Regions from separate parts of the Mus musculus genome. Here region 2 is linked to region 1. A link is a loop called in an ENCODE intact Hi-C map of the cell type or tissue named here. Cell type or tissue: heart. All regions are shown on one strand. Each heading gives the region's core, and the rest is flanking DNA. Links, peaks and the distances in the headings are about the cores only.

Region 1 (15,984 bases), core at 3,625-11,624:
AGGCAACCCAGACCCCTAGTCCAGGAATGGTACCATCCAAGCTGATGGCAGTCATTCCCATATCAATCAGTCCTCACGGATGTCCCCAGAGGGCTGTTACCTACTCTGACAACCTGACAGTCAATACTAACCATCACAGGGAGGCAGAGTTCCCAAACTGAGTTGTAGGTCTACAGGAAACTAGGTAAGCAATATGCCCACCAGAGGTGAGCTAAGGCAAGAGGCCAAGGTGTCAAAGTTACAGGCTGGAAGGAAGTGGGTAACAGAAGCTAGGGCAATGGCTCTGTGTGTTGGGACTGGAGAAGGAACTCAATCAGTGAGAGGACTGACGGCCTTATGTTTTTGTATTCTTAGAGTCTGGACAGCTCTGAGACACAATGTTAGCAAAAGACAGCCTCACCTGCAGATTATCTTTTATCAGGCCTTGCTAAACATCAATGTACAGATGGGTTACCTGGAAAGTACTGCTAAGTGAAAATTTCAATTCAAGAAGGATGGGGTAGAGGCTAGAAGCCTAATTTCTAACCAACTCAAGGTGATGCTTTGCAGCTCTGAGTAGAAAGGATGGACACTTTTCAGAAAGTATTTTCAGAAAACAAATAAATTAGTGAATTTATGTCCCCCAACAGAGATATCTCCTGTGGGTTTATTAAAGACCTTAACTATGAAATTATTCTCTCTTTCACCTTTAGTAGATAAAAATGAATAGGTAATCATATATCAAAAGGCAGAAATCCAGTGTCCTGGATCAAGCCAGTGATAACACATTTGAAAGCATAAACATTGTTACACGTCCATTTTAACAACAAGATAAGTCCCTGTATTATTTATAGCAATATACATCTCTACACAAAAGTGTCCAAGACAGCTTTCCTATGATAATAGAAATGTTCTATAGTTAAGTACACATGTCTGCTGAGCATTTGAAATATCCCTAGTACATCTCAGGAATAAATAGCCACACATGGCTACTTGCCACCATGTTCGTTAACGTTGTTGGCATCACCCAAAGATGCCAGAGACCCAGATGCTTTTTCCTTCTGATGAGGTATTCTTGCTACTAAGACTCTAATTTAGCTACTTAGTTATAAAAAGAGATCTCAGAAGTCTCTAGGCTCTACCCTGAGAGCTGATGGATTATAAAGAAACTTAAGGACCATAGAAGCCAATTGAAAACAACCAGGGAATTTAATCCCCCTTCTATCTACAGGTAGATGGTTTCGCCTGCCAAACCAGCATCCAAAGGAGTAATGACTCAAAATAGAAGCATGTGCTACCTAGGAGCCTGTGTTTGAAATATTCTATAAAACACTGAAACACATAAACAGGAAGGAGCAAGGGGGTGGGGAAGAGAAGGCGGAGGGGGGAGAAGAGGAGGGAGCTGGGGAGGGAGAGTAGTAAAGGTGCAGCTCTAACTGTACAAAACCCAGACAAGTAGCTTAACCTCCCTGAGGTCTAATTCTCAAGTCTCTGTAAATTGGAGTTGGTAATGGTTCTTACTGGGCAAAGACATTAAGAAGCTAAGGTCCTACAGGACACTAAAATCCTATACAAAGGTTTTTACTCACTAAAAGGAAAGTCAGTGCTATAAAATGACAACCTGAGAACTACCTAGAATCTTTTCTTACTACTGTTAATAACATTTGTATTGCATGCACATAGCCTTAGGAGTCTCTTGTGATGCATATTTGACCCTTCATGTCTGCCGTAAGGGAGCACAGCCCTTATGGAATGGGAAAGCAGCAGCCATCTGGGAGGACAGTGGTAGAGGGGAGTGCTTTATTTAGTAACAAGGGTCTGCTAAGCATCCTCCCTGCTAAGATTACACTGAACATAAAGGAAATCGCAGACTGCTCACTTCCCTTGTACTCATCCCAATCTTGTAGAAACTTCCTGTAAAAGGCAGTTATAGCATTAAAAGTAAACTGATTTCACACATACCGGATACAACCAGACTAACAATTGCAGTCCCTAGGGAGAAATAGAAAATAGCACACTTGCCTTTCATACTTTACATCATTCTGGAAGAACACGGAAACTCAGTGAAGAAGAGAAGCAGGCTAGAGGCAAGGGAACTATTTAGAAACGCAGTTACTGTTTTGTAATTCCACTGAGGGGTAGGGCTCATTAGCCACTGGATTGATTATCCTACAGAAAGGGAGAGAGAGAAGGAGGGAGAGAAGGAAAAAGAAGACAACGGGGAGGAAGGTGAGAAGGGAAAGGGAGAGAGAAAGAGGCAGGGAGTGGAGGAAGAAGGAAGGGGAGAACAGGGAGGAAAAAAGAATGAGGAAGGGAGGGGGAGAGAAAGAAGAAGAAGGGGGAGAGAAAAACGTTATACAAAGCATATTGCACCATGAAAATAGAGTCAAAGTGTGAACATTAATGCCTAGCAGCTATGAAGGAGCAATGCTAAGGTAAGGGGGGGTTCAGAAACAGAAGGGAACTAGTCCTTTAAGTACTAAGAGAACCTCACGTGTTGGCATGGCTCCCTCCTCTTGGGCTTGCCGAGTGTACAAATATCTGCGGAGAGCAGAGTACCAGACATGGTGTGTGTGTGAAATGCGGAACCACCATATATCCAAGTGCGAGGGACTTGTGGTTCCGGCCCAGAGGCAGGCTACACGGCTTTACCTTTATGTGTAGATAAGACCTTGGCACAATCTTCCACCTCAAAAGCTCTGCTATCAAAAGCTGCTGCTAAAAAGAACACCAAAAAATATGAAAAGTACCTTGTTTCCTTGGGGAAACCAATGTACATTCATAAACTGCCAAAAGGTCATTAATACATTAATAATGTAAAAATAGTAAAGGCTGAAAGGAGAGACGCTCAGAAGACATCTTCATAGGAAAGATGGTTACTATGGAGTGCATTGTGGGGAAGACTGTGAGGGGCAGAGCATAGGGAACCATTTACTGTCCTTGCCAATTTCATCAGTTGCATCTCATACTGCTGTGAGAAAATATCCCGAAAAAATGATTTAAGAAAGCAAAGCTTATGGTATCAGGTTTTGCCAATTGTGCTGGGAAAGACATAGTGGCAGGTATTTGCGGCAATGCGTCCCATGCCATCTACGAGCAAAAGGCAGAGACCGATGGGCGTTGGTCCTCAGTGTGCTTCCTCTTTTGTTCAGTCCAGGACCCCAGCCTATGAGATGCTGCTGCCCCCAGGGAAAGTGGGTCTTTCCACCTCAGTTAACTAAGTAGAAAACCCCTCAAAGGCCTGTCTCTTAGGTGATTGTAGATCCTGTCAAGTTGGCAAGCAATGTATCAACCACATGTGAACTATTTTACCTGACTCCACCTATGATTTAGCTTTTCTGAAATGATCCCATTTTGGTCTCACTTGACAATCATGGTTTTACTCCTCTCTTGTTGGCCCTTGACACTACTCATAATTATTCCAGTTTCCTTTCTATTGCTATGACAAATATAACCAAAAACCATCTAGGGAGAGAAAAGGGTTCATTTGACTTCCAGGTTACAGCAATGACCCCAGTGGTTCTCAGCCTTCCGAACACTGTGACCCTTTAATACATACAGTTCTCCAACCATAAAATTATTTTGTTGCTACTTCCTAACTGTAATGTTGCTATTGTTACAATATCTGATAACTGTAGCTTTGCTACCGTTATGTAAGTACCTTACCCTCAGGTTGAGAATCCACTGCACTACCTTGTAACTCGTTGGTGTTTGGTGGGTGTGGCCAATTTTAAGAAGCCAAAGACAGAGTACAGAAAGCTTGCCAACTGTGGGAACCAACTATTGTGGCCAGCCTTCTTCCTCAACCCCACCCTCAGAGAAAAACAACCAAGCAAATACAAATGCCCCCTCCCTTGAAGAGCCAGAACCTAGCCTTAGAATCCTTGACGAGTAGCAACCTCCAGAGCTGGAACTTCAGATGTAACTGTGATGCCTGCAGCTTCTCACATACAGGAGAAGCTGGGTTTGGGGTTTTGGTTTGTTTGGTTTTGGTGCTGGTTAGAGCGATGGCTTTAGTTACAAATGTATTAGGAGACAGGATGACAAGGTGCTTGCAAAGAAAGCAGAAGACGGTGAAGGACTGAAACAGTGTACTTCTGGAAAAGGAGAGTTGTTGGGCATACTACAGCCATGATGACCAGAGCCTCGAGCCGAGGGGCTCGCTATTCACAGAGCTGGGGGGAGAGTCTAAGGCAGAGCTCTTGCTTAGTTCACACAGGATTCTGGGTTTGATCCTCAGCGCTTTGGAAAAGAAGTACAAAAAGAGGCACCCACAGAAGATGAGTGGGAAAGACCTTTATTGTAGAACATTTCGATATAAAATAGTGAAGGAAATATACTTACTGTCTTAGTTAGGGTTTTACTGCTGTGAGTAGACACCATGACCAAGGCAAGTCTTATAAAGGACAACATTTAAGTGGGTCTGGCTTACAAGCTCAGAGGTTCAGATCATCATCATCAAGGTAGGAGATGGGTAGCACCTAGGTAGGCACGGTGCAGGCAGAGCGAGAGTTCCACGTCTTCATCTGAAGGCTGCTAGTGGAAGACTGACTTCCAGACAGCTAAGGTGAGGGTCTTAAGCCCACGCCTACAGTGACACATCTCCAAATAGGCCATACCTCCTAATAGTGCCATTCCCTGGGCCAAGCATATACAAACGATCACACTTACCTGTAGCCAATCTTGAGTTCTCAATCTCTTTGGTCTTTTATTTTGAAGTAACTGGCAGGGGCAGTTCAAATCAGGGGAAGGCTCTGCAGGCCCTTTAGCCTGGTCTTCAAAGGTAGTCCCATGGGGCAAGTCTGTGGACTTACATGCAGAATCTTGAGACAGATGGACTGGGTCACATTGTTGATTGGTGTTCATTTTGGAGACTACTGCTTGAGATAAAGCCACATGATAGTGGACTGCAAATGCTACCAGGTAGATGAAGATGTTGCAAGGCTCTGCCATCAGACTTCCACTGATGAAAGAGTTCTACCAGCTCACCCACTTCTCCCACCAATACCAAGAGCAGGTTCCGAGGCTAGTGGGACTGCTCTCAGGCCCACACAGTAGCAAACTCTGCATCGAGTCATCCAATGTCCTGGAGCTTGGGCCCCAGGTGGACGCTTAAAGAGTTTGCAGCAGCAGAGGCCTTCTAGCCCCACGCCACTGGGACATATCTTTTGTATTTTTATACTTCAAAACCCAGGCACTAGGCTCTGAGCATCCTTGTAAGATCACTTCTGTTCCACAGTTAAACAATATTTTAATGTACAATATATATTAAACTGGTTCTGTAAGCCAGGCAGTCCTTGAACTTGCAATCCTCTGACCTCAGCCTCTACATCAGCTCGAATCATAGGGGTGTGTCAGTCAGGCCTAGAATGATTGAAACTTGAGTGGGCAATATATAATATTAAAGGTAAGTAAGATCGTCAACTACTGGTAAGTGGTGGGAACTGCAAGGTCCTCTTAAAATGGACACAGAAGGATCTTAACTTAAAAGAGTTGGTAGCTTGACCACCACCTACACATTCATTTAGGCTGTTGACCAGTCTCTCTCTCTCTCTCTCTGTATGTATGTATGTATGAATGTATGTGTGTGTGGACAGCACATTACTTGGTGTAGGATAAAGACAGTTTTCTCATGTATGTATGTATGTATGTATGTATGAATGTATGTGTGTGTGGACAGCACATTACTTGGTGTAGGATAAAGACAGTTTTCTCATGTATGTATGTATGTATGTATGTATGTATGAATGTATGTATGTATGAATGTGTGTGTGTGTGGACAGCACATTATTTGGTGTAGGATAAAGACAGTTTTCTCATGTATGTATGTATGTATGTATGTATGTATGTATGTATGTGTGGACAGCACATTACTTGGTGTAGGATAAAGACAGTTTTCTCATGTATGTATGTATGTATGTATGTATGTATGTGTGTGTGGACAGCACATTACTTGGTGTAGGATAAAGACAGTTTTCTCATGTATGTATGTATTATGTGTGTGTGTGTGGACAGCACATTACTTGGTGTAGGATAAAGACAGTTTTCTCATGTATGTATGTATGTATGTATGTATGTATGTATGTGTGGACAGCACATTACTTGGTGTAGGATAAAGACAGTTTTCTCATGTATGTATGTATTATGTGTGTGTGTGTGGACAGCACATTACTTGGTGTAGGATAAAGACAGTTTTCTCATGTATGTATGTATGTATGTATGTATGTATGTGTGGACAGCACATTACTTGGTGTAGGATAAAGACAGTTTTCTCATGTATGTATGTATGTATGTATGTATGTATGTGTGTGTGTGGACAGCACATTACTTGGTGTAGGATAAAGACAGTTTTCTCATGTATGTATGTATGTATGTATGTATGAATGTATGTATGAATGTATGTATGTATGTATGTATGTATGTATGTGTGTGTACAGCACATTACTTGGTGTAGGATGAAGACAGTTTTCTCATCTTACCCAAAAGTCAGTTCTGATGATTTCTGGGCTGCACAGGAGCCTCAGACAGCTGTGTCTCCTCAAAAGAGAAAGCTGCCTTTGCAAATGGCTACCTTTGTCCTTAATCATAACTCTGATGGTTATCACTGTTGATGGCTTACCAAGGGCCAGGCCATGTGTCTACTGGGGTGCACAGGAAACGACAGATGGTTATTTGTTGAATGACTGAACAATGCCGAGTGCTTTTCAATTAACCTTCACATGCCATCACTTTGACATGGGCTTTAGAACTTCTGTTTTATAAAATTATAGTGAGAACTGGACATACTACCACCTCAGAATTTGTACTAAGTGCTTTATGTGTGTTGCTAGCCCATCAATCCATATAAAAGCTCTGTGAAATAGATGCTTATTAGCCACATAAACTAGACAGAATTTAAGTGAGTTACTTAAGAACAGGCTCTGGGCGATCAAGCTCTCCCCTCCCACCTCAGTACTGGGGATTTAGCCGAGGGTTTCAAGTCTACCTCTTCCCACTCCAACCCCGGGCCTTCCACTACAAGGCTAGAACTTTGGCCCCCTTTTCATTTTAAATTTTTATATTGAGACAGGGTTTTGCTAAATTAAGGAGGCTAGCCTTGAACTGGTTCTGTAACCCAGGCAGACCTTGAACTTGGAATCCTCCTACCCCAGCCTCCACATTAGCTGCCAGTCTGGCCCGGATTTAAACATGAGCGGGCAAAGCCAGTTAGTACCTGGAGAACAGACTAGCACCTACACTCTGGAGTTCAGGTTCTTCACATCCTAAGATCAAGTTCAAAATGGTAGGAGTGGAGATCTCTTCCCACGCTCCACTCACTCACTCCTTTTTCCCATCCCCACTTGTTCCTAAGATGAACAATCCTGCAGACGCGGCTGGAAGTTATATAAAGAAACCTCAGTGATCCACGGTATGGGTTTTTGGTGCACGGCTGGCTGGGTTAGCGCCTTTATTCCTTCGTCAAACACACATTAGGCACTCTTATGTGCACAGTACTGTTAGCACATTAGTGTGTACTCATTCGGAGGAGAGCAGCAATTCTGAGGCTTCCTGGAAACCTTTGGCTGAAGAGTGACGGTTTCCTTAGGAGGCCCGCTGGACTTCTTCCCTTGGAATTGTTCTATCTCTCAAGGTGGCTGGAACAGGAAGCTTCCTTCCCCGGGGGTTAAGTAAACTTGAGAACAAAGTGAAAAGCCTATCGCAAAACCGCCTAGGGAGACGCCACAGGAACTTAGGAGCGCTAGGGAGTCAGTCCCCCAGGCCATCTTGTGTATAAGCTGACTTCTTAGAGACAAGATAATAGAATTTATAGAGCTAGGAGTTCCTAGCCCTCCGGTCACAAAGATCCCAGGCTCCAGCCCTCAACCTTAGAAGGTTCTTGTGCAAAAAAGATCTTTTGGGATGATTGCATACATTGTCCTCTGACAATGCAAACGTGACAGCTGCCTATCCAACAACCGTTCCGCCTCTGTTCGCCAAAGTTCGTGCCACACAGGCTTCTCCTGCGCTATAGTTATGCAACCTCGCTCGCAGCGGGAGTTATTTCCTGTGCTGCTGGATGCGCCAGATTCATGTAACCCGCCTACCCCGGGCTTCAATGGAAGCCGTTCTCCATTAACAAGCACTCGTGCTTCCAGAGATGAATGCCCAGCATTGCATGCTGTTTGCGCAGTGAGGATCGCGCTGCGAGGTATTGAAACCAACTCTTTCTACACACACACACACACACACACACACACACACACACACACACACACACACACACACACATCACACGCACACAACTACCCTTGTGCAAGAAGCAAGGGAACTGCAGCAATGCAACTAGAGGGACAGCAGGAGGAGCTCGCTTTGCAGTCCTGGCCTGTAACCCCCACTAAGAGATGAACTCATGCCAGTTCCATTCTTTGCAAGAAAAACACAACACACGCGCGCGCGTGCACGCGCACTGAGCAGTACGGAGTGGCCTCCCGATTTCTTCCCCGAGCACACGGTGTGCTGCCCGCTTGTCCCGGCAACCCGGATATCCCAGGCCGAGTAACGGGGACTTGAGCGTCGCAACAATGCCAGTCCCGGAGCAGCTCGGCTCACAGCTCCCACCCCCGCCCCCTTTCCTCGGCGTGCCAAGAGTTTGGAGCGCGCGCACGCACACGCGCGCGATGCAGTGCAGCGACATATCCCTCCGCCACCCTCCTCGCCCCGCTCCCGCTGCCCGACGATTTGGGAAGCGAGGGGAGGAGGGAACTACTTTCCTGAAACTTGTTATGCTGCCCACGATCCAGAGCTGCAGTGATTCGACTGCGGGCCGCGGCTTTTAGGTTTCCCCCCGACCCCTCAGAGGCCCCGCGCCTCCGGCTTGCAGCCGCGCCCCACGTCCGCCCAGCCGCACCCGCGCGAGCCCCGGCGGCCCAGAAGTCGCGAGGGACTACTTCGCCTGCCTCTCCCGCGGGCGCCCCCGGTTCGAGCGGCGGAAGGAGCGGGCGGCGTGAGCGCTTCCGCCGCCCCCCTCGCGGCTCCCCTCTCGCGGGCGTGAGGAGCGGGCCGCCGAGCAGCGCTGATCTCGGCCCTCGTCGCCGCCGCTCGGCACTGTGCCCTCGGGCTCCGACGCTCGCCTCGCGCCCTGCCTGCGGCCCCTCAGCTGGAGCGCGTCCGAGGCAGCCCCTGAGGGCCGACCAGGCGCGCCGCGCGGGCAGCCGGCGGCCAGGCGGGAGATGGTGCGCGGCACCTCGGCGGGACCGCGCCGCCTCCCGCAGCCAGCGCTCGGCTGCCCCCCGCCGGCTCCCGCCGCCCGCCCGTCGCCGCGCCCCTGAGAGCAGCACCGCCTCAGCCACCGGCCGCGTCCCCCTCAGCGCCCGCAGTCGCCCGCGCCGTCTCGGCTTCGCACTCGACCTCGGCGCGGCAAACCGCTGGGGTCGCCACGGCCGCGCTTGCTGCCGCCGCCCCCCTGCGGGGGTGGCCGGGCTGCCCGGCTCGCGGGGCACCGCTCCGAGTGAGGCATCCACCATGGTGAGGCCCCCGAGCCGCTGCCCGCGCGCCCCGCCGGCCGTCGTCGCCCGCCGCCCCTCGGTGCCGCCGCTGCCGCTGCTTCCCTGCCTGCTGTTGCTCCTCCATCTCCTGATCGGATCACGGTGAGGGAAAGATGAGCGAGGAGACGGCGACTTCTGACAACGAGTAAGCGAGCCCTGGCCTGGTTGAGCCCGGGGGGCAGCCCCCTCCCCCCAGCCCGTCCCGCCCGGGAGGTGATAGATGCCCGATGTGTCGGGCCATTTTCTTTAATGGCAGCACCCCTTTTCATTCGTGCATTTTCGCCTCTCTGCTTGGGGAAGGGTATCGAGTGCAGTGCAGAGGCGGCGTAGCAGTCGGACGTCTCCGAGACAGAGTAATAATGTGGGTAGCTCAAAGTGGAGTAGAAACTACCCTTTGCCTGCCCTTCACTCCGGCGTCAAACCCGCCCCCCCTCCCCAAACACCTTGAACATCCAGCCACCCTGCCTCTACAGCTATTTCGCTCGGAAACTAATGTGTGGGAGCACCTCCAGCCGCAAACTGCTCTTGAATCCTAATTCGATGACTCAGTGACTCCTAAATACCGATTAAGCCTTCGCCCCCCGCCCCACTTTTTAAACTTATGACCTATACTATTCTAGTAAAAAGATAGGGTTAGGGAAACATTTTAAGAATTAAATAGGATTAAGGACACCTGGAGTGTGGGCGATGTTGAGCTATTGTGTTTTTTTATTATTATTTTTTTAACCTTCGAGAGTATTGAACCCGTCTTAATCAAGAACAGAGTAATTAAAAATTTTGAATGCTAGGGTTTGGCTTCCGTCTGTGATAAAGTACGGTTTACATTGCCGAACGCGTTGGTGACTTCATCAGAGCTTGATCCATAAGTTTTTGCTTTTTTGGACTGTCCTTAGGTTTTCCAAATGAATCACCGTGCCTTTTAAATATTTTGCTTTAATGTAGCAGCCTCTTGAAGGAATAATGGGGCTGTAAGAGTTTCCTGTTGAGAGTTAATTTGGGGCCGAATTTTGGTGTCTGTTTTTTCTGTAATTGAATTCAATTTTTGTTTGTATTTGGAGGGCTATGAAGAGTTAAATGAAGTCTAGTCCTTAGGATGCATTCCTTTAAATAAAGTGCATTCCTCAAGTCAGATCTTTTCGAGAAGGCTTTAAAGGCCCGTTTACCATAAAATAGCAGAAAAATGCCGAGCAACGCCCCCCCCCTTTGAAAAGCACGCATTGAGGAGCGGGTGTGGAAGGAGGTGGATTGCTGCAGTCAGTGCAGTCTAGAAGCAGAAGTGGCCGCCATGTTCTCTCTTTTTGTGAATCGCCCTCATTTGCATAGCACACTTCATTCATAAAAAAAATAATTAAACATCCATCACCTTGGACAACTTGAAAGGCTTTCCTAAGAAAACCACTCGAAGCTTGTTTGTCCTTGTGTAGATTTTTGGGTTCAGGAAGTGAGGAGAATTTGAAGTTTTAGATTAAAATTTGGAACATACGCGCACACACAAACAACTACCCCAGTTCTCAGAATGTTGACACAGTTATGTGGGAAATATCAGTTCGGGGAGGTGCTGGGATCACGTGATCGCCTCCATTCATAAAATACCTGGCTGTCCATTCACAGTGCAGTACACTGTCACTGCCTTCCGCAGACTAGATCTATTTTGAGCCAGATCAAGAACCCTGTCTCAATGCTGGGCTGAGAAAAACTGCGGAAATGCTGAAGGGAATGACGGGAACTTTTATTAGTATCTTGCAATAAAGCAGCTGGGATAAAAATCTTATGATCTATTTTAGAGATGGGGAAAGATGTCTTACCATTTTAATAGTTTAGAAAGTAGTATTGCCTTACTTCGGCCAAAGAACAAATGATGGGTGTAGATTAAAGCAAATGTAGAATATATTGTTTCAAAACAGGCCTTTTTTTTTTTTTTTTTTTTTGGTACTATAGTAAATTGAAAGTGCAAGTAAGTGTATGAAAGAGATCTCAGTGGATAGAACCGTTGTTGAACTAAAATGAAAAAATATTAATGATTGTTTTAATTCTCAAGATACTGATGCTTTCAAACAGCCCCCACCCCACCTCCAAATGTACTTATGGGCAACTGGGAAATTATTCATTCAGATTTTTAAAATTGTTTTCACAAAGATATACTGCCATATTAATACATTGTCCTGAGGAGCCTTGTAACTGTTAGTTTGGGTAGTAAAAGGGTGATCTATTTTAGCATGTATTGTCCTCTGAGAGCTTTTTCATGGGGCAAAAATGGGTGGTGGTGGTTAATGAACGTGAGGAAATGATTATGTTCATCTGCTAATAGTGGCTGCTAGACCTGACACTGTTTACTTGAACCTTGGCTCTGCCACAAAGTGGATTTCTTGGAATGTCCCGTTTAATCTGGTCATTGTAGAGCTCATCTTTAACATAGGAGGTGAAGTTTTGAAATGAAAATTCATTATTTGTAATCACACATTAGGAAAAAACGAGAGATTCAGTAGAGCCCTCGTGGGCTTAGGTTTGGTTTAAAATGGCCTTGTTTTAATTTTGTTCTTTTCTCTCTTTTCTTAAACTATCCTTCATAGGGATTTGATTACAGTAGAAATTATTCCTAACACTTTATTGCTTCATCTTTTTCTTTGTTTCTAGCCTTTTAAAGAAGATGACTATAATCAATTTCTCGGAAGATCGTGTTAACTTCTAAAAATTGACAGCCACTATGCTAAAATGTAGTAGGGCCTTTTAGAGCCCTCATTTTGAAAAACCGTTATTTGAATTTAGATTTTGTGTGTGTGTGTGTGTGTGTGTATAAATAGGTAACTGAGGTACTTACATATCTAATCAGGAATTAGTGGAAGATGTATTATATAAAAATGTAAAAGGCATCTTGACAGTGATAAGTCAAATGAGGGAAAAATGAATGAGGATAGGATGAAGCCTTAGATAATCGTTTCAAATTCATGTTTAAAAATAAGATTTTTTAGGCAGGTCAGATGGCTCAGCTGGTACAGGCACTTTATACCTTGCAACCTCATGACCTGAGTTTCATTTCAAGGACTTACATGGTGGAACCTGTTCCCACAAGTTGTACTCTGACCTCCATGTACCTCTACATTCAAAACAATCACACAAATAAATGTACTAAAACATTTTTAATTAGATTTTTCAAAAGACAGTAAGCATACTTTAGAAGTAGACTGCTTTATGCCACAAATAAAGGAACGAGCAATATAATTTTATTTTTGAGGTTAATACTTTATTTTCTGATGCTCCAAATATTTCCAGTAAAGATGTACCTTATATATAATGGATTAGCCTTTTAAATACAAATTTGAACTCCTAAGTATATATTATGGAATGCATAGGGCCTTGGTAATTTGTTGTTGACTGCGTATAACACTGCATGGCCTTTGCCAGTCTGACCACAGTACTGGGAGGAGTCAAGTAACTGTAAAACCAAGCATTTTGTTTACTGTGTGCACATCAGTCAGAACCGCCTGCTGTGCCAGAACTAGGCTTTTTAATAGCAAGCTAGAATTTACAGTAATTTTAGACTTTTAATTAAAATTGGATCACTTGAGATAAATTTGTTGTAGTATAATCTATGTTAGAACCATTTTTCCTGTCAAAAGTAAATTTTGTGGTTATATCATATAGTACTTCTTTAAAAATGTACCTCGCAGTGTCATTATGTGAGTATATATATTTAATTCCATTTGTCTTATATATGTATATGATTATGCATACATTATACATATAGTTAGAAAGTATTCTAGAGCTGAATAGAAGGAAACATTGGGAAGCTGTGTAACAATTATTCAGGTAATTATGTTTATGTGGGTATCATGGATACATAATGTAAAATTTGTTTAGAAGTCAGTGGAGCTCAATCCTTGTTCACCTTCACTTCTCCTTTCTGATAGAAAGCTTTTGGTTTTGAATTGTATGTTTTAAACTATGCTAACCTAACATGCTCAAAAAACAAAACAAAACAAAACAAAAAACTTGTAGAAATAATTTTCCCCCAGAAGACTCATTTATGCCGTGATCTCCAACACTGTCGTCCTGTATCATTGTGTACTTGATCCGTACTTATAGTGAGATTTCAAAAATCATATTCATTTATACATTTTTATGTCTGTTATTGCTTCTTCTTTCATAATGCTTGTTATACACTTGTGTGTGTGTGTGACTTTTTACATTAGGGATCATTTAGCTTTGTTAGAAAATAGGCTCAAAATTACGGGAAAATAAATTATATTATCTTTTAAAGAAGATTTACCCTTTTATTTCCTAAGGCCAAAATTGGCTTCATTTTTGACATGTTATATTTTCTCAAGTTTTAGAAATAATAGTTGAGACCTAAAACTATTCTGGATACTCCTGGATAATCACTGTGCTGGGCTCTGAGCTATGCACTGTATCAACAAAAAGGTACTCATTTATCTGATTGATTTAAAAGATTTGAAAGTTCCTTTCTTTTACAGCTTCTCCATGGTGCCAACTATAATAAACTGTTAGGAATAAAGAAGCCTGTTGTTGGGGAAAGGGTAAACAGTATAGGCTTCCTCACTGTATGCTGTTGCTGGTGGAGGGGGAAGACTCTGGGGGAAAGAGGGACTGACAACCTAGCTCTGATTAGGGTAAGGTGGCTAATAGGTCTCACTGAGTGTTGGGTAGGCTGATACTCAGAGGTCTACATTTCTTCTCTAACCTTCAAAACTGCCAATATGAAAAATAGTTTACCCACTTGAGCAAGAAAACTAGTTCAGAGACAACTTATTTGTTGTGCTACCATGGGATAGCAAGGACTAACATTTGTTATGTAATTGTGTCCTTTACATATGACAAAACATGATATTCATATTTTGGATTTTTTCACATCGTTCCAAGCACTGTGTGAAAAGCTTTATTTAAGAATTACATAGTTAATATTTATACACACACAAATACAACACACCCTCACCCTTTTTCTGAGTGGAATTTCATAGTGAATGATACGGTAGATTAATATATGTGAATATTTCTGCTATGTTTGAGTTATCATTCTAGAATGTTACTTTTAGTTGTTATTATATATCCAAAGAATGGTATACATTAATGTTTACTCATCTAATATTGTTGGAATTTGTTCTGGTTTTTTTGGAACAGTATGGAGATTGACCTTTAATTTTTTTTTAAATCTGTATCTGTTGTTTTATCCTTGAGATTGTCTAGGAAGGTCACTTTTTTTTTATTAAATTATATACAAAAGAAAAAATAGTCTATGAGAATACTTAGGCTTTGAAATGTCTGTTCAGTTCTCTGAAAATTATAATACCAATTATAATACCAGTTTTATAGAGAATGAAATTTTATTCAGATTTAAAATGTGCTGGGTGGTAAAGTAGAAATGATTTGTTTAGAAAAAATGTTTTAGGGTAGCTAGAATTTTTGAAATACTGCATTATATTTAGGATTAAAGTGATCATTCAGAGGTCATGTGCGTATGTATTTAATTTTTAACTGTTTTGTGCCCTGAGAGATGCTTTTCTTCTAACTAATTCTGTGATCGAGGGTGAATGAAGCTGGCTTATTTGTAGTGGAAGGAGTTTGAACTAAGCATTATGGGTTCTTCTAATGTGCTAATAGTGCATGACTTGTTTTAAAGTTATCAGTGGGAAATACACTCTCTTGATTTTGCTAATTATATTATTTTTGACATATTTAAGCAAATGCTGCCTGATACCATGGCAACACAAACACACGGATTTTGATTAAAAAGGAATAAATTTTTCAAACAACCGATAGGTACATTCAGAAACAAGTTGGGATTGCTAACCGTTTTGTTGTCATTAGGAGAAGAAATCCTCCTATCTACCTATTCCAGCTTCTTCTCAGACTTGTTTGATTTAAATAATCTCTATACCCTCCAGTTAGGTGGGGACTATAAGGAGGCTAATCCTACCCCATCAGCATGGATTAGTGAACAGAAAGCTACTGAACTTGAATGCTAACTTCAGGAGCTCCATAAGGAACCTGTTAACATCATGCCAGTCTCTAGAGCTTTACTTACTGACCAGGAACACCAGTAAGTCATTCTTACTTGGTCACTTACCAAAACCCTGTTAATCTAACACATTTAGTTTCAGAAGTTAACACAGAATACAGGTAAGGTGGTGTATTATTCTCCAGCATTTAGATATTGTTCTATGACAGGTTTGGTATCCTAACTGTACCCTAACAGTCGAGAACTAGAGCCATTAGATCTATGAAATTTGTGTCTGTGATACTTGGAATGAGGACATTGTTTATCTTCTTTCGAGAGAGGCAGTATCTCATTATGTAGCCCTGGCTGGCCTCAAATTCACAGAGCTCTGCCTGCCTCTCTCCCTTTTATCTAACAAACAAAATAATGCTAGTATACTGTGAAATTTTGCTTTCATGTTTTGAGTAAAGACTGGAAAGAGTAGGCAGATACAGAACATGTACTGGGAAGACTATAGAGATAAAGGTC
Region 2 (15,984 bases), core at 5,390-13,389, 100 kb before region 1:
CATGTTAGCAGTTCTTTCTCTGAATTCAACAGACCAACAACTTGGAGGCTAATTTCTTTTTCTTTTTTTTTAAGATTTATTTATTTTTATTTATTAAGTACACCATTGCTGTGTTCAGATACACCAGAAGAAAGCATCAGATCTCATTACAGATGGTTGTGAGCCACCATATGGTTGCTGGGAATTGAACTCAGGACCTCTGGAAGAGCAGTCAGTGCTCTTAACTGCTGAGCTATCTCTCCAGCCCAGAGGCTGATTTCTTCATGAAAATTTCACCCTTTCTACAGAACAGGGAAAGCAGTAGTATAGAAAATAGATGCTGGTCACTGATGCCTCAAATTTGTCTCCTTGGTTATTCAAGAGCACTGTTAATAGGTCATTCCCAACAAGGAGGGACTATGAATATTTACTTTCATCATGGAGGAAGTAGAGGAAAAGCTGCCCTTCTGTTAGACTCTAGGTCATTTATAGGTCATTTATAGAAGATTTCACTGGGAAATAGATAACAGGTAAAAGTAAATACCCAGCATTCCAACTCCTTGGCGGGGATTTGGGCATTCAATTACGTTATTCTTAAAGCTTCATAAATACAAGGCTGTGCTTTCACTCTAGATGCTGGCCACTTGATTCTACTAAGCCTTGGCGGGGGTTGGGGGGAGGTTGGGGGTTCTTTTGGTTTTTTTTTTTTTTTTTTTTTTTTTTTTTGGTTTGGTTTGGTTTTTGTTTTTTCCTCTAGTGGAAAAATTAACGTTTCTGGTGTTTGTATTAGGAGACTTTTGAATAAAAAAATTAAGCAGAGAATTAACACTGAGTTGGTATTCAAGATGGTCAATCCCCTCAACCCCCGCAAAACTCTGAAAATAATTCTGATAAAAAGAGCAATCCTGCTCGTGAGGAAGCCAGATGGCACCGTACTCCTTCATCCAGTCTGTTAGCTTTCATGTTGCCTCCGTAGAAGTTTTCTCCCAGGAGAACACATGGACATGGGACTCTGTGGCAGAGTCAGTAAGCTGTTTTGAAACAAGGCCCATCTACCCAGCCCCCAGGTCTGCCAAGGAATAGCTTGCTTCATGTTCTTTGGGATAATTTCCCTGGCAGACTGACTACCCTTCTGGATAACTAAATATATCTCTTGTGGTCAACAGAAAGAAAACACCGAGGCTTCTTCCTGAAGAATTTAGACAAAACCTCAGCACTTACCCACATTCTCTGGATCCACACAGTGAGTGGAGTCGGGTCTGCCCTGAATGGTTAGAACACTCATCTTTGGAAAAAAAAATTCCTCATATTCTACTACATGTTTATTTGTAGAGATGGTCACTAAAGCCTAACAAGAGGCACTGGAGGCCACATGGTGAGGGAGGCTTCTTAGCATAGCAGGAAGCTGTAGTTGAGTGACTATTTTGGAATCTCACACAGTCACTCTAAGTGATTGTCATATCCCAAAGAGCCCTGATAATTAAAGCTTAGTCTTAGTACTAGGGTAAGTGTATCCTACCTAACATATGTGTTTTTATAGTGAATGCTGAGAGTAACATGGCACCCTTTCCAGTGATTCCAAATTCACCTTAATGGCCACCACGTGTTGCTACCTGTCTCGGGCAATGCCCAAACATGCACACTCAAATTTTGTATCACATGTGAAAACAGAGTTGTATAAACTCTACCTCTTAGATATACGCAAAGAGATCTAGTACATGGTGAGATTGAAACAACAGGCTAGGTTTAAATAGAATCTCAGCTCTTTGATGGCCTCATAATTTTCTTACTGACAAATTCTATTTGTTTATTTATTTATTTGCATTTTTGTTGGTTTCTTTAAGACAGGGTCTTTCTATATAGCCCTGGTTGTCCTATAATTTACTAGGTAGCTCAAGCTACCCTGAAATTCACAGAGATCTGTTTGTGCCTGTCCAGTGCTGGGACTGAAGGCACAAGCCACCACACCCAGCTTGAATTAAATTTAAACTTCCTTATTTCAGCCTACCAAGGAACCCAAACTTTCCACAGGTGTCTACCATTTTTAAAATTAGTTTTTCAAGGGCACCTCTGTTGCAATAGAGTTCACATGCAATAAAAGCCACCATTTTTAAATGTATAGCTCAGTTGGTTTCAGAATCTCTTCAAGGTTGTACAAAAATCACAACTAATTTTAGAATATTTCATAACCCTAAGAAGAAACCTCACATCCATTAGCAATTGCTCTCCATGCTCCCCTCCTCCCGCCTCTGGCGACCGCTAATCTACTTTCTGTTTCTATTGATTTGCTTATTCTGAGCATTTCATATTAATGGGATCACATAATATGTGGCCTTTTGTGCCTGGCTTCTTTTACTTAGCATAATGTCTTCAAGGTCCATCCACAGCACGAATTAGTCGGTACTTCATTCTTAGTGGCTGGCTTCTCAACATTTATAAGAGATTTTATTTTGGCTATTGCTAAATACACATCGTCACATGGGAAGACCTATCAGATGCTGTTGCAGTCAACAAGTCCAGCAGTAAAGAACATAGCAAGGCTTGGCAATGAGAACCAAAACATGGTACCAAGCTGGTTCCAAAGACATATCACACAGTCTGCAGAATGACCATGCAAGACATCCCAGACGAGGCACAAAATCATCAGTTCACCGCAAGGAATAGCAGAGTCCTAACATCCACCTACTGAGAGGAAGCCATTAACTTCCATCTTAGCAGAATGTAGACAAAGCTGCTGGTTGTTCCAAAATGGTGATTCCATTCAAGCAATCTGTCAAAACTTTAGTTTTCCAAATGTGTGCAGAGGACAGATTGCAAGAGTTGGTGACCATATTTCATCTGTCCTGGTTTTCTCTACCTGATGAAGTCACTGCTGGTAACACGCAACACACCCTTTTTGAGCAGAAGAAAATGCTTTCAATGGGATTTGAAATGAGGCTCATCTTTTTCCTCAACTGTCTGAAATTTTCATACATGAATTTAATGTTTTCATTAAATATATCCCTATTGTCCCCCTTCCAACTTCTCCCAGATGCCCTCCCCACACACTATTTTTCCTACCTAACTTCATGTACTCTTTTTAAAACCCAACAAGTTAACTTACTGCTGCCAGTCTGAGCATGGGTGTCAAGCCACTCACTGGAACATGGGTGGAAGAGGGGCTCATAAGGTCCCACTCCTAGCTGAGAAGATACTGGCAATTGATGGTTGCTGGAGGTGAGGTATATATGTGTATGTCATTGGGGGTGGGACTAGCTTTCTTCCAAGGTTAATCTCTTAGTGGGTGATTTGCTGGGTCCTTACTACATGGACTACTGATGGCTTTTTCTCTGTTTCCATAGGTGGAGGAGAAAAAAAAAAAAAGCTGTTGCTTTACCATGGAAACCAAATGATGGTTAATTGTCCATGACCATGCCTCCTATCATAAATAAGGCCTTTTTTACTTAATTCTTTTAAACATGGCACCAACCCCTCCCTGTAGTACACACTCTGGTCATAAAAATGTTGACTGATTTCCTTGGAGCCAGGCATGATTTCATTGAACCTTATTTCACATGTATTTTAAGAATACTCGCTGGGTGGTAGTGGCACATGCCTTTAATCCCAGCACTTGGGAGGCAGAGGCAGGCAGATTTCTGAGTTCGAGGCTAGCCTGGTCTACAGAGTGAGTTCCAGAACAGCCAGGGCTATACAGAGAAACCCTGTCTCGGAAAAACAAAACAAAACAAAACAAAACAAAACAAAACAAAACAAAACAAAACAAAATAAAAACAGAATACTCTTGGTGTGATGGAGAATACTCTTGGTGTGATGGTGCCTAGATGACAAAAGATCATACAGAAAGCTCCTTTAAAATGCCACTACCTTGATTTGACTCTGTCTCACTAGATCTGGAATGGAATCTACGAATCTTTATCATGAGTAAGCACTCTTGGTCCCATGACTAAGCATTTGTGGTCCCACATTGACATGGAGGTTTCGCTGACTGGCTCAGAAATACTTTCCTCATGGCTACTATGAAGAAACAACTTCAGATACCATCCTTCATAAATGCTTATGTATTCCTGAACACATGTGCTGCATGAATGACAGACTGAGGGAGGACACAGACTTCCGCTACTATATCTCACTTATTGGTCTTGTGGATGTAAATTTGAGTGACGTGGCATCTGCGCTACTGCTGCTGGATAAAGATGGAGACACTATGGAGGGCTCAGAGAGAAAAAGGGCTGACCGAAGAGAAAGCGAAGAAGAAAAGTCAATCCATCATGTTGGTATTTTTAGAAAAATCAATCAATGGACTGAGCAAATGCTTTTTTACAATTTCAAATTTGAGGAAATAAATGATATCTACATCGATGAAGAGCTTTAAGAGTGAATGAGGCCTGGTTGTGTAGTAAGGACCATTCACTTCCTCTCTTTGACTTTGAAAGAACTTTCAAAGTATAAATAGTGTGAGGTGTGTGTGTATGTGTGTGTTTGTGAGGAGTGTCTGTGCCTGTGTCTGTGTCTGTGCCTGTGTCTGTGTCTGTGTCTGTGTCTGTGTCTGTGTCTGTGTCTGTGTCTGTGTCTGTGTCTGTGTCTGTGTCTGTGTGTTTGTCTTCTTATACAATGTTCAGTTTCCTAGTTTGACTTTCTATTTGCTTTTGGCCCTGGGGTTCTTCTTTTCTAAATCTTCAAGCTAAATCTCTTATGCATATCAGTTTCCAAGCATAAGAGGAACGTCCTATAAAATGATACGTTCTGGGCTTGGGATATAGCTCAGTTGTTAGCTTGTTTGCTTAGCATGCTTACATACATACATCAAATCCTGGGGTTTGATCCCTGGTATCCCATAAACCCAGTGTGGTGCATGCCCTCAGTCTCCGAACTCAGGAGCTACAGACGGGAGGACCAGAACTTCAAAGTCATTCCCAGGTATGTAGCAGGTTCAAGGCCACTCTAGGATACCCAAGACAGTGTGCCTCTAGACATAGGAACACAAACAAGAAGGAATCAGTTCGGAGGCAACCAATAGGCTTCCCCAAAGCTTCTTTCAGCTATTTGCTGCTGAGATAGATACACATGTGAACTGGAAGCAAAGAAAAAGGAAACATACAAGGAGCCAATAAGAATCGATCAGATTGTTCAAGTTAATGATTATAAATTCCACTATGGATGAGGAAGTGAGGGGGGACAACACACTGTGGAGGACAGCAGCTAAGCATCCCGTCCTGAGAGAAGTCCTCGTAGAATCCTCTGCCTGGGTTTACAGCTCCTCCTCATGTGCTCACAGCATCCTTTCCTTCATCTGCCGTAGCTTCTACTGGACAGGGGACCGGCTAATTCTTCATCCAGCCCAAAGCACCTTGAATTCAATCATGACACCTTGATCTTAATTTTTTTCTAAACTATTTATATTTTAGAATTTCATAGCAGAGCATTGCATTTACATCATCTTCACCCAATTCTTCCCTCCTAATGGCCCTCTCTCAAGTTCATGATTGCTTCTTTAGTTATCGTTGTTTTACACACACACAGGATTGCTGGATCCAGTTGCTCATATACAAAGATATAAAGTGAGGGCTGAACACTTGGGACTTAATAATCTATCAGGGGGCCTTATCACTGGAGGAAACTTGTTCTCCCTGTCTGAGCAGCCACTATTTGCCTGTAGCTCTTCAGCTAAAAGTGGGGCCTTGTAATATTTCCTCTTTCCACTTGCTGGTGTCACATGGTCTTGTCCTTGTGCAGGTCTTGTTTAGGGATCCATACTGTTAAGATTTTATGGGTGTAATTCCCTGATATATACAGACACGATTTCACTATAGACATGATGATCTGCTGGCCTCTTTCTAGCGCTCTCATACAATGTTCCCTAAACCTTTAGAGTAGGTATTGTGTCAATGGGGGATTAGCACCCCCCCCACACACTTGGCTGTTCTCTGCACTTTGACCAGTTATAGATTTTTGTAATGGTTTCTGTCCCCTGACAAAAGAAGCTTCTTTTTGATGAAGATGGAGAGATACTCTTTTTTTTAAAATATTTATTTATTTATCATATGTAAGTACAGTGTAGCTGTCTTCAGACACTCCAGAAGAGGGAGTCAGGTCTCATTACGTATGGTTATGAGCCACCATGTGGTTGCTGGGATTTGAACTCAAGACCTTTGGAAGAGGAGTCAGTGCTCTTACCCACTGAGCCAACTCACCATCCCTGGAGAGATCATCTTGCCTGTGAGCATAAGGATAGAGATTTAGAACTCAGTTGGTAATTATACAGGTTTAGGAAAGTGGGTGTAGTAGGTTCTCCTGCATGGTCCATGGCCACACCAGCCCACTGCATCTTGGCTGAGTTCACAGTACCAGGCATGAAATCCATCCTACTGAGCAGGCTTTAAGTCTAACTAAGTGGCTGTTGATTGTCCCCAGGATGTAAGTGCCACTATGGCACCACTGAGGATGGACCTCAGTGCTTGTCCTTGTTGTGCTCTTGGGCTTTACGTTGGGTAGGATCCTGACTCGTTTTTTCCCCTTAGATGCTTGTATCAATGCCTTTGGATACTACGAATGCATGTATTCAGCAAAGAAGCTTTCATGGTGTTTCACATCAACTTTTCCAAGCCCAGTGTCTAAAGTGTATGGATCTTCAGCAATAGGGTCTGACGTTCAGGTTCTGGGAGGCAACCAAATGCAACAGCAATAGCTGATACCATTTTGTGAGTCTTATAGACTAACCCTGACAAACAGCTAGAAGGGAGATTCTCCATTCTTGACACTCAGCCTTTGGCTTTCTGGGGATCATTATCACTCCAAATAGTACACACTCACACACACACACACACACACACACACACACTCACACTTATTATATAGTGTTCTAAAACAAGCATAAAATAATACTTCCCTGTAAATTTTCAGTTCTCCTTAGAATTCTTTATCCATCCTCCCTCCTCGTCCCTCAGTATTGCCATCTTTTCCAGGAACTTCTAGTTCTCCTCCTACGCCTTTCAAGCATGTAGTAGATTACAGATTATAGACTACCATGGCCAGTTCTTGAACAGAAATTGTCAAACAATGTTTGGGGTCCTTCCTTAAGAGATTACTGCTTGTTTTATTTAGCCCTGGTTCTTTTTCCCCTATCAATCTGTCTACCCATTTATTTATATTTTTATGTGTGTTTACCCAAATGTATGTGTGTGCTCACATACATGTGGGCACACTTGCATACATATGCATGTAGAGGCGCAGAGGTGATGTCATGCATCCTTCCAGATCACTCTCCATCCTTTTCATGGAGGCAGAGCTCTCAGTTGAACCCAGAGTTCATTGATGAGCCAGCTTCTCCAGGGCATCCCTTGTTTTTGCCATCCAGTGCTGGGACTACAGGCTAACCACCAAACCTACCCACTTTCTCTACACTTCCTGGGGATTTGAACTCCAGTGCATATGGTTATGCAGCAAAGACTTTATACAGCTAGCCATCCCCCAGACCCAAGTCCTAACTTTTAGTAAATGACATTTTATTATAAAATAAATAAGTACATAAGCTTAAAATGGAAAATTATAGGTTAATATAACTTTATCATCTAGATAAACTTTTTGAACTTATCATACAACAGAACAAGGGTGAATCTGAAGAAATTATGTCTGAGGAAAGGATTCATCATTTGCTTTAATCGTTTCCTAAGATGTTACTAAACATGAGGTCATCCAATTTATACAGCAAGATAATCTCTTATTCTTCTGGAAATTTTCAAAATACAGCCAGCATGTTTTCTGACTAGCCCCACTTCCTGTGGTGGGGCTTAAACATCACACCAGCCAAACTTCATTAGCTGCTAAGATTTCCAGAACCTGGGATCACATGATAATCTTGTAAAATAGATAGCCAGCATTTCTTTGCTAAGTGCCACATATGCTGATTTTTTTTTTTTTACAAAGAATTAAAAAGAAAACACACACACACACACACAATCTCAAGTGGCTCCAAGTCACACGCTATTATCAGCTCCATCCCCAGGGAAGTCTGGGGAGTCCCTCTTCCCTCACTGATGGCTCTAGTTATTCCAGTATTTCACACTGAACAAATAATAACCCCTCCACCCTTCCAGGTTCTGACTGACTGCTAGTTCTGGAACAGTTACTAAGGATAACTTTTAATTCTGTGCTGGTTCATCATCGAGTAAAATAATGAAAATTTTATTTTCAATTCATTTTCCCCACCTTTCATCACTTAGACAATACCAATCTTCCAACATTTTCAATTACAAAATAAAATAACACAGCCTACTAGAACCACCCTTGACTACAGTGTGATTTTTTTTTTCAGCAATGCGTGGGAGCTTTAGGGTCTTCTGCAAGCAGAGCCGCCATATTGGGGCTGTACCACAAGGGGTGGGCCACACAGATATGCCCACAGGGCTCACAGGGCTCTTTTTCAAAACTGCTTCTAAAGCCAATTTCTGATATTTCGTTTTGTTCTTTTAGCTTGCCTTTTGACGCCACTTGAGGGGAAAACTGAATTCTACGTTCTCAGAATTTGTTCCACTTCTTCATCTTGGACTTTAAAAACTATCTTTTTAATGATTCGGAACTGGTTTTAACCCTTCATATGATGTGGTTAACCCCGTTCACAGATATGTCAAGAGGTAAAGACACGCCAGTATGGTATCTATCTCCTCCTTTGGAAAAGTGCAGGGACAACCACTCATTTAAAATAAGTTCATCTGGCTCCCACTCCTATACACAGAGCGCACATCTGAGTCAACTCCTCTTCCTCAGAAGCCTTTGTTAGTTTCCATGGGAAAACTGCAAAACTGCTCAAATGTGGGCATGTTATAATTAGAACCAAACGTGGGCTTTATGGGACCTGTCAGGATGTTTCTAGGAAGCCTGCTCAGTGTCGGCTTCCTGAGACATCCTTTCCCTACAACCATGACTCATCCCTGCTTCTCCTAACTCACCCCCACTTGTTCTGGGATGGAAGGAGTCCCACACGCTCCAAATACAGATGAGAAAGCTGGTGTCCAGACCATGAATAAGAGCACCGGTCTAGGGCTTGTGGAAGTGGGGCAAAGGATTTTGCTGGGTACATCTGAGGCCAGCAATATGGCGGGTGCATATTTATCACACATGGAGAGACTCATTTCTTTGGCAACCTAGCCCACTCGCTAATCCTCCCAAGCCCTTCCATTCCAACTCCTTTCTTCCTTTCATGAAAACACAGTACAAATTCTCTGCAAAACAATGAATCTGCTCCTCAGGGGAATGTACAAGTCAGAAAAGCTTTTAAGAAGAAAAGAGGAGCCAAGGCCTTTGCATAAGCAGGCCAGCTGCAGAGCCTCCAGAGAGGAGGGTGAGGAGACCGCTCCCGCTCCCTGCAGCCCTGGCCCCAAACCTCCTAGCTACCGCCTGTCTCCGCTGGCTTCCCACAACTCTAAACAGGCCAGCCCACACCTCCGGGACTGCACCCCTGTCATTTTCAGGAAACGAGATGTTCAGAGTCCATCCTGGCATTTCTGTGAACTCACAGAAATAATTCATTGACTCACAGAACCGAAAGAGATGATCTAGTCACTTTTATTTTTAAAATGAGAAAAATGCAGCCAGAACAGTTCCTCTGACCTACCCAGGCGCGCTCAGCTGGGAGGGCCGACCAGAATTCCTATCTCCTTTCCCTCTCTTCCAGTGTGGTTTGCACCTGAGCTGGTCAAAGCAAATCCGAGGTAGATTTGCTGTTTTCTGCTCAGCCTTCTTCCTATTGTTCTGGAAAACACCCTTCCAGTTTGTGTGATGGATCAGCTGAGCCAAAACTGATTCTAAAGAAGCATGCCTAGTACTTGTTAAAACTAGAGCACTCTAGGCCTTTCCTTGGAAGGTCTTGGATGGAGACTTAAAAAAAAAAATCAGTTTCCCAAGTGAGTCTTCTGGTGAGGCCAGTTCGGGGATTAACATCATAAAGCAACCCTGGGGGACAAAAGGGATCTTTGATGGCTGGGTACCCCAACAAGAATAGAAGAGCCATGCTGGGGACCAAGAATTTTGCCTTTTAGCTGCTTTTTTTAGTGGGTTAACCACTAGACCACACTTCCTCTCTTGAAGAAGCAAGGAATTAAAATCAAAGGTTTACTACTGATTCATGCTGCCTGCTAACACGGCTTATTGCGACATGCTGTGACCCTATGCTCCAAGGCTTGGAAACAGATGTGGGGAGGGAGCGGCCTGAAGGTCTGCTGGGTGGGGGAGGCAAGACGGCAGCTGGCCAAGGGAAGAACTTCCTCTGCAGCTCAGCTTTTAGCAGGAGTGGAAGTTAGTCTAAATTGTTACCATGCAGATCTGGAATCTTTTTTTTTTTTTCAATTGCCTGGCTCCGATTCCAGGTTTGCTCCATTCTGTATAAAACAAAAACCAAAAAACTGAGAATTTGGTAATGAATTCTCCTGCCCTGACTTTTGCCTCTGCCCTCCTCAAAATGTATGTTATGAAGCTACAGGTTTAGCCCCCTCCCCCTGGACCCTCACTCATGCCCATGTTAAAGGAAGTACAGAAAAGTTAAGCAACCTGCCCAAGGTTACAGTAATTCCAGTACTGCAGTTGCTTGATTAAGAGTGTAACTAGGCCATTCTCAGCTGCACTCTCCAGGCCTCCTTTAATATATGCTCATCATTAGGCAGCTGAAAAAAATGTTTGGGGTTACTTCACCCTCCCCTCCCCAGACCCCTCCACCTCCCACCCTCCCCCAATGGCAAAATGCAAACCCTTAAGTACTTCTGCAAACATATGCAACAATCTCTACAGCTGTCCGGTCCTTGCCTTTGCTGTGTTCCCGCCTATGGACTATTTAGAAAGAACCACATTGAAGAAGGCTGAGGAGTGGGATCAATGGACTCCAGGTGGTTGGGAGAAGAAAACGATTTTGTTTTCTTTTCTGCCTTTTCTCCTTCTGCTCCTCTTTCTTTTCAAATGGAAATTGTTTTCATATGAGACACTTCCTAGCTTGTATCTGGAAAACTGGAAAATCTGTCTGAGGTCATGCTGTAAATATTGAAGAGAAAAAGCTTTCAACCTTGAACTAACAGCTGACTATGAGGATAAGCCAGAGTAAAGCATTCTCAAAATCCTGGTGTCTTGGAAAGTTCACTTCATGCCCTCTCTTGCTGCCGTGGAAAGGCAATCTAAATTCATTCAAAAGCTTGTAACACAGGACCCGAATCGAAGATGATATGTTCAGTGCTGACGAGGTATCAGTGTGTATAGGAGCTTGTGGACAACACTAAGTACCTTGATTTGATTCCCCACCTCCCCCCAATCCTCACATGGTAGAAAGAAAAACCATGCCTGAAACTTGTGTTCTGACCTCCACATGCACACTGTGGCATACAGGCATATCTTCTCTTCAGTTAAATAGATAGATAGATAGATAGATAGATAGATAGATAGATAGATAGATAGAATGATATATATATAAATGTATATAATATATAGTTTCATTAATCATTATTCTTCTTACATTTAGACATAACTTCCTTAATCTTTTTATTGTTGTTTAGTTATTCATCCCTTTTCTATTCTGGATTACAGAATAAGTTTTTTTCCTCATATAAATGTATGCATGCATGTTTGCATGTGCATGGGTGCACATATATGTGCAGGTGCATGTGTACATGTACACATATGCATATGTAAGCCTCAGATTGACATCATAAGACTTCTATCCTTTTCCATCTTACTCGTTAAGATAGGGCCTCAACTGAACTTAGAGCTTGTCTATATGATGCTAGCCAAACTAGCCAACATGCTCCAGGGATCCCCTGATTCAGCCTTTCAAACACTGGAATGACAAGCAGATCACCATGCTCGCCCAACGTGGATGTGGGTTCTGGGGATCTGCTGTATGCAAGACTTTTCGGGAGAAGACATAATGATACACACATTTCTATTCACTCCAGAAAGGAAACCCATGACAGGCTAAAGAACTAACTCTAACTTCTTGAACTAGTGCTAGGAATTACTTACAGAATTATGGATGAGGGAATGGTTGAGAAGATATAGGAGCAGGAACAACCCAAAGACAGCTGCATCACCAAAAAATCCACCCCCCAAATGGATGATGGCTTGTAAAGGTTGCATACCTGGAACTCTTTGTACAACTGGCAGATGGCTGGCCAGGTCAGAGAATCTCCTCACTACAGCTCTGCCCATCAGGACCTCCTCCCGTATCAGTCACTCACTGCTTCTATAACACTAGAGAAGGGCCCTCCAAAATCTTGCAAGTTTTACATGTAAAGTTAGTTTGTCTCCTGAGCCTCATGATCCCTCCTCCCCTCCTCCTAGAAGGATCAACAGGATCTGAATTCTGATTCTCATGCTTGTGTCACAAGTGCTATGATCACCATACCATCTTCCAGCCCAAGAACAAGGTTTTGCTCATTTTCTTAATGACATGAAAAAAAAAAAACAGTCTACTACTACAGTGGGTCGTTACCCCTTTAAGGCTGCATATCAGATATCCTGCATAACAGATAGCTTTATTATAGTTCATAGCAGTAGAAAAAGTACAGCTATGAAGTAGCAACAACATAATTTTATGATATGAAAGAAAAAATTTAAAAATGATATTGGCTTGGAAGTAGAAAAAAGTTCCACAGCAGATGGAACTTTATTAAAGGGTCGCAGCATCAGGAAGGTCGAGAACCACTGTACTATTGATTTCTGTAACATATGCACACTCTACCCTCCAGATGGATGAGTTCCATTTTTACAGTCGTTCTCAAGGGCCTAGAGCTGCTCATTAGTATGGCTGAGTAATTCAGAAAACAGGCCGAGACAGCCGTGCCCCTGAAGCTGCTGATTTGTGTGGGAGTCATGTTTTCCAAGAGACCTCATCTGCCTTGCAGCCTTCAAAACTTCCTACTGGTTTCTTTTTCCTCCAACATATTTGTACATTGTGCCTGTGTTCTTTTTAATCCCCTGAGTTGCAGTGACTCAGTTTGTTTTTCTGTTGCCCACATCCTTTCCCCACAAATTTAGCCAACTGAAAACGAGGTATAGTGGCAAGAAAATCCAGACTCTAGTTCTTCTAGCTTTTGATATCTGCTTCCTCTGTGACTCTAGGGGACTCAAGTTATTGTTCTGCTTTCCTGGTGTTCAAAAGGCTGAAGCAGGAGAATAGCAAGTTGAAGATAGCCTGTACTATTAAACGATCCTGTTGTCAAAAACAAAAGCAATAAATAAATAAATAAATAAATGGATTAGATTAATTCATTTCTAAAGTATAGACTTACCATTGGTGTTAAGGATGATTTATAGTGCAAATAAAATGTTTAATAAATATATACAAGGTATTTTAGAAAAATACAGCTGTTATCAAAACTATTATAAAATTAAAAGATTTAAATAATTTTAATTTACTTATTATTTGAGTGTGTGCTCCTGCACAAGTGCTATGGCCTAGGGAGGTCACAGAACAACTTAAGGGACTTGGTTCTCTCCTTCCACCATAGGAGTTCCAGGGATCAAACCCAGGTTATCAGATATCTTGGCAGCAAGTACCTTTACCTGCTGAGCCACCTAGTTGGCCCAGATATTTTAGCTCACTTAATTTAAAAAAAAAAATCCTAAGCAGACTCAGAATGATGATATCATAAAATTGTGATGATACTTTATTTTTGGGTTTCATTATGTGTTAATCCATTTCTACCCTATAACTTAGCACTGCAAATGCTTAGTTCTTATTCAAAATAGACCGGTTTGGTATGATGAACACACTCACCCATCTAAGGATTTGTGCTTTCAAACTCTTTGTATGTGACTAGAGAGTAGAGATTCATGGCAACAGTCACCTTTTGAGAATGCAGCCTGACCTGTGCTCCCATCTTATTTACAGAATCAAACACATGGCTAACTCAACATTGAGAAAGCTGGGAAACAGAGTCTTCTTGTATAACACTGAGATAAAGAATAGAAATTGATGAATTCATAATGATATCCAATAATAAAATATCTTCCCAGTTTTATAATTAAGTTAATTGTTGTTGGTAAACACCATGACCAAAAGCAACTTACAGAAGGAAGAGTTTGTTTGGGCTTATGGTTCAAGAAGGGCATCTATAGTCACAAGGATGGCGTGGCAGCAAGTGGCTGAGCAAGAGGCCGCTGATCACATTTTAACTGCATACAGGAAACAGAAAGAATAAGCAGGAGGTATGGCTATAAGCCCTCAAAGCTTGTCCCTAGTGATTTACTTTCTCCAGAAAGAATGACTCTTCTAAAGGTTCCATAACCTCCCTAAAATTGGAGAGCAAGTGATCAAATACATGAGTGTGTGTGGGAGTGTGGGTGGGGCATTCTTCATTCATACCTTCACAATTCTCCTTACTCAGGATATTTTTCTTAAAGACACTATCTTAAGAACTGCCTTGTTCTCTTAAGGCTAAAAAGAAACACATGGCCACTAACCATCTCTGCCCACTCCCCCTGAACTCCCCTGTCTATACAATTCATAGGAGCTGTGGTTCATTAATGACTCACCCATTCATTCTTTGTGGTGGCTTATTTTCACTCCATAGTCATCTTTGAGATTCACCCAGGCTATAAGATGTCATCAGTACTTACAACTTTTCAATCGCTAGTTATGCTCCATTGTGTGGTATGTCTCCTTGCTTATACATTCATCTACTGATGAACATTTGGGTTCTTTCTACTTTTTGGTAATTATAGGCAATGCTGCTATAAGCATCCATGTTCAGACCCGTGTTTTCATTGGCATATAAGTAGTAGTAATGACTTTGTTGCCCTGAGACGAAGTACCAAACTGTTTTCTGAAATGAACAGCACAAACACAAACAGAAAAAAATAGGCAAAAAGATTTCAGCAAAACCTAGTTGTTTTTTCCTAAACAAAACAAAACAAAACAAAATAAAACAAAACAAAACACTAGTAATCCAAGATTTGAATTTCTCCATGTGTTTACCAACATTTCTCATTATTTTACCTATAGACATCCTAGAGGATATGAAAAAGTATCTCATGAGAAGTCTATTTGCATTTCTCTCGTGTACATATTGGCTGTTTGTATTTCTTCTTCAGACAAATGGCTATTCAGATCCTTTGACCACAGTAGGATATTTTTCTTTTTTTTTTAATTATTGAGCTATAAGAGCACTTTACATATTTTAGATAATAGCCTTTATCAGAGTGGTTTCCAAAGTTTCTCCCATGCCACAGATTGACTGCTCATTTTCCGGGTGGGTTTTTGTTTTGTTTTGTTTTGTTTTGTTTTGTTTTGTTTAGGAAAAAACAACTAGGTTTTGCTGAAATCTTTTTGCCTATTTTTTTCTGTTTGTGTTTGTGCTGTTCATTTCAAATTTAAGAAACAACTGCCTGATCCAAGGTCATGTCTACATTACCTTCTAAGCACTTTATATTTTCATGTTTTACATTTAGTCCCTAGCTGGAAAGGAAACCTTAGAAGTGTATCTATTTGTAAACTACATGATCTTGCACTTGGGAAACTATATAGATTTAATATATATTTACTATGTTTTCTACCATCAAGGAGGTACAGCAGAACTTTCTGGTCCTCACATGAATGTAGGCTTACATTATTCAAAACCTACGTTTAGTAAGGATTCTTTAACACTTCAACCTCCCTTCTAGCCTACCACCCACAAGAGGTAGGGAAAAAAAAGGTTAAGAGGGAAATAGGGATTGTGGACATGTTTAGAAATAGTTCTTTAAGGCGATTCCAACCTTCGTTGTCAGTAGTCCAGTCCACTTGGCGAACACCAAACACGAATCAGTCGCAGTGATTCGATCTAGAAGAAACAGTGAGGCTCCACCATTCTGCACCAGTCTGCGGAAAGGGCAAGAAGCAGCGGGAATACCACCAGAAGTTCTTTGGTGCATTACTCTCGTCAGTCATGATAAGAAAAGAAAAGCGAAGAAAGCATGGTGACCTAATGAAAGAAGGAGTGTGTTAGCAAAGACCAGCCTCAGTGGAGCCCAACAATGACTAGCAAAGAG

What was found. A loop is a pair of places that touch in the nucleus more often than their neighbours do. Peaks named below come from ENCODE experiments on the same cell type or tissue, not always from the same donor. Only the 100,000 strongest peaks of a DNase experiment are listed, where the experiment ranks them.
Region 2: it touches region 1 in a loop (8-fold over the local background); 10 of 42 quality-filtered maps call a loop at or near these places.

The regions. Positions count from the first base shown.
Region 1 is chr2:117,112,109-117,128,092 of GRCm38, forward strand. Spred1 (sprouty protein with EVH-1 domain 1, related sequence) reads left to right here and starts at 8,963. Exons shown (of 7, transcript NM_033524.3): 1 at 8,963-9,648. The coding sequence starts at 9,617. In heart, for the core only: CTCF peaks have their summits at 5,414 and 8,336; DNase peaks (open chromatin) are centred at 7,673, 8,023, 8,423, 8,533 and 3 weaker places; H3K4me3 peaks cover 4,409 bases; H3K27ac peaks cover 3,970 bases.
Region 2 is chr2:117,009,166-117,025,149 of GRCm38, forward strand. No RefSeq gene overlaps it. Among named protein-coding and RNA genes, the nearest start is that of Gm39912, 44 kb to the right of the region's middle. In heart, for the core only: no CTCF peak of the experiment used is centred there; DNase peaks (open chromatin) are centred at 8,976, 9,356 and 10,186; H3K27ac peaks cover 392 bases.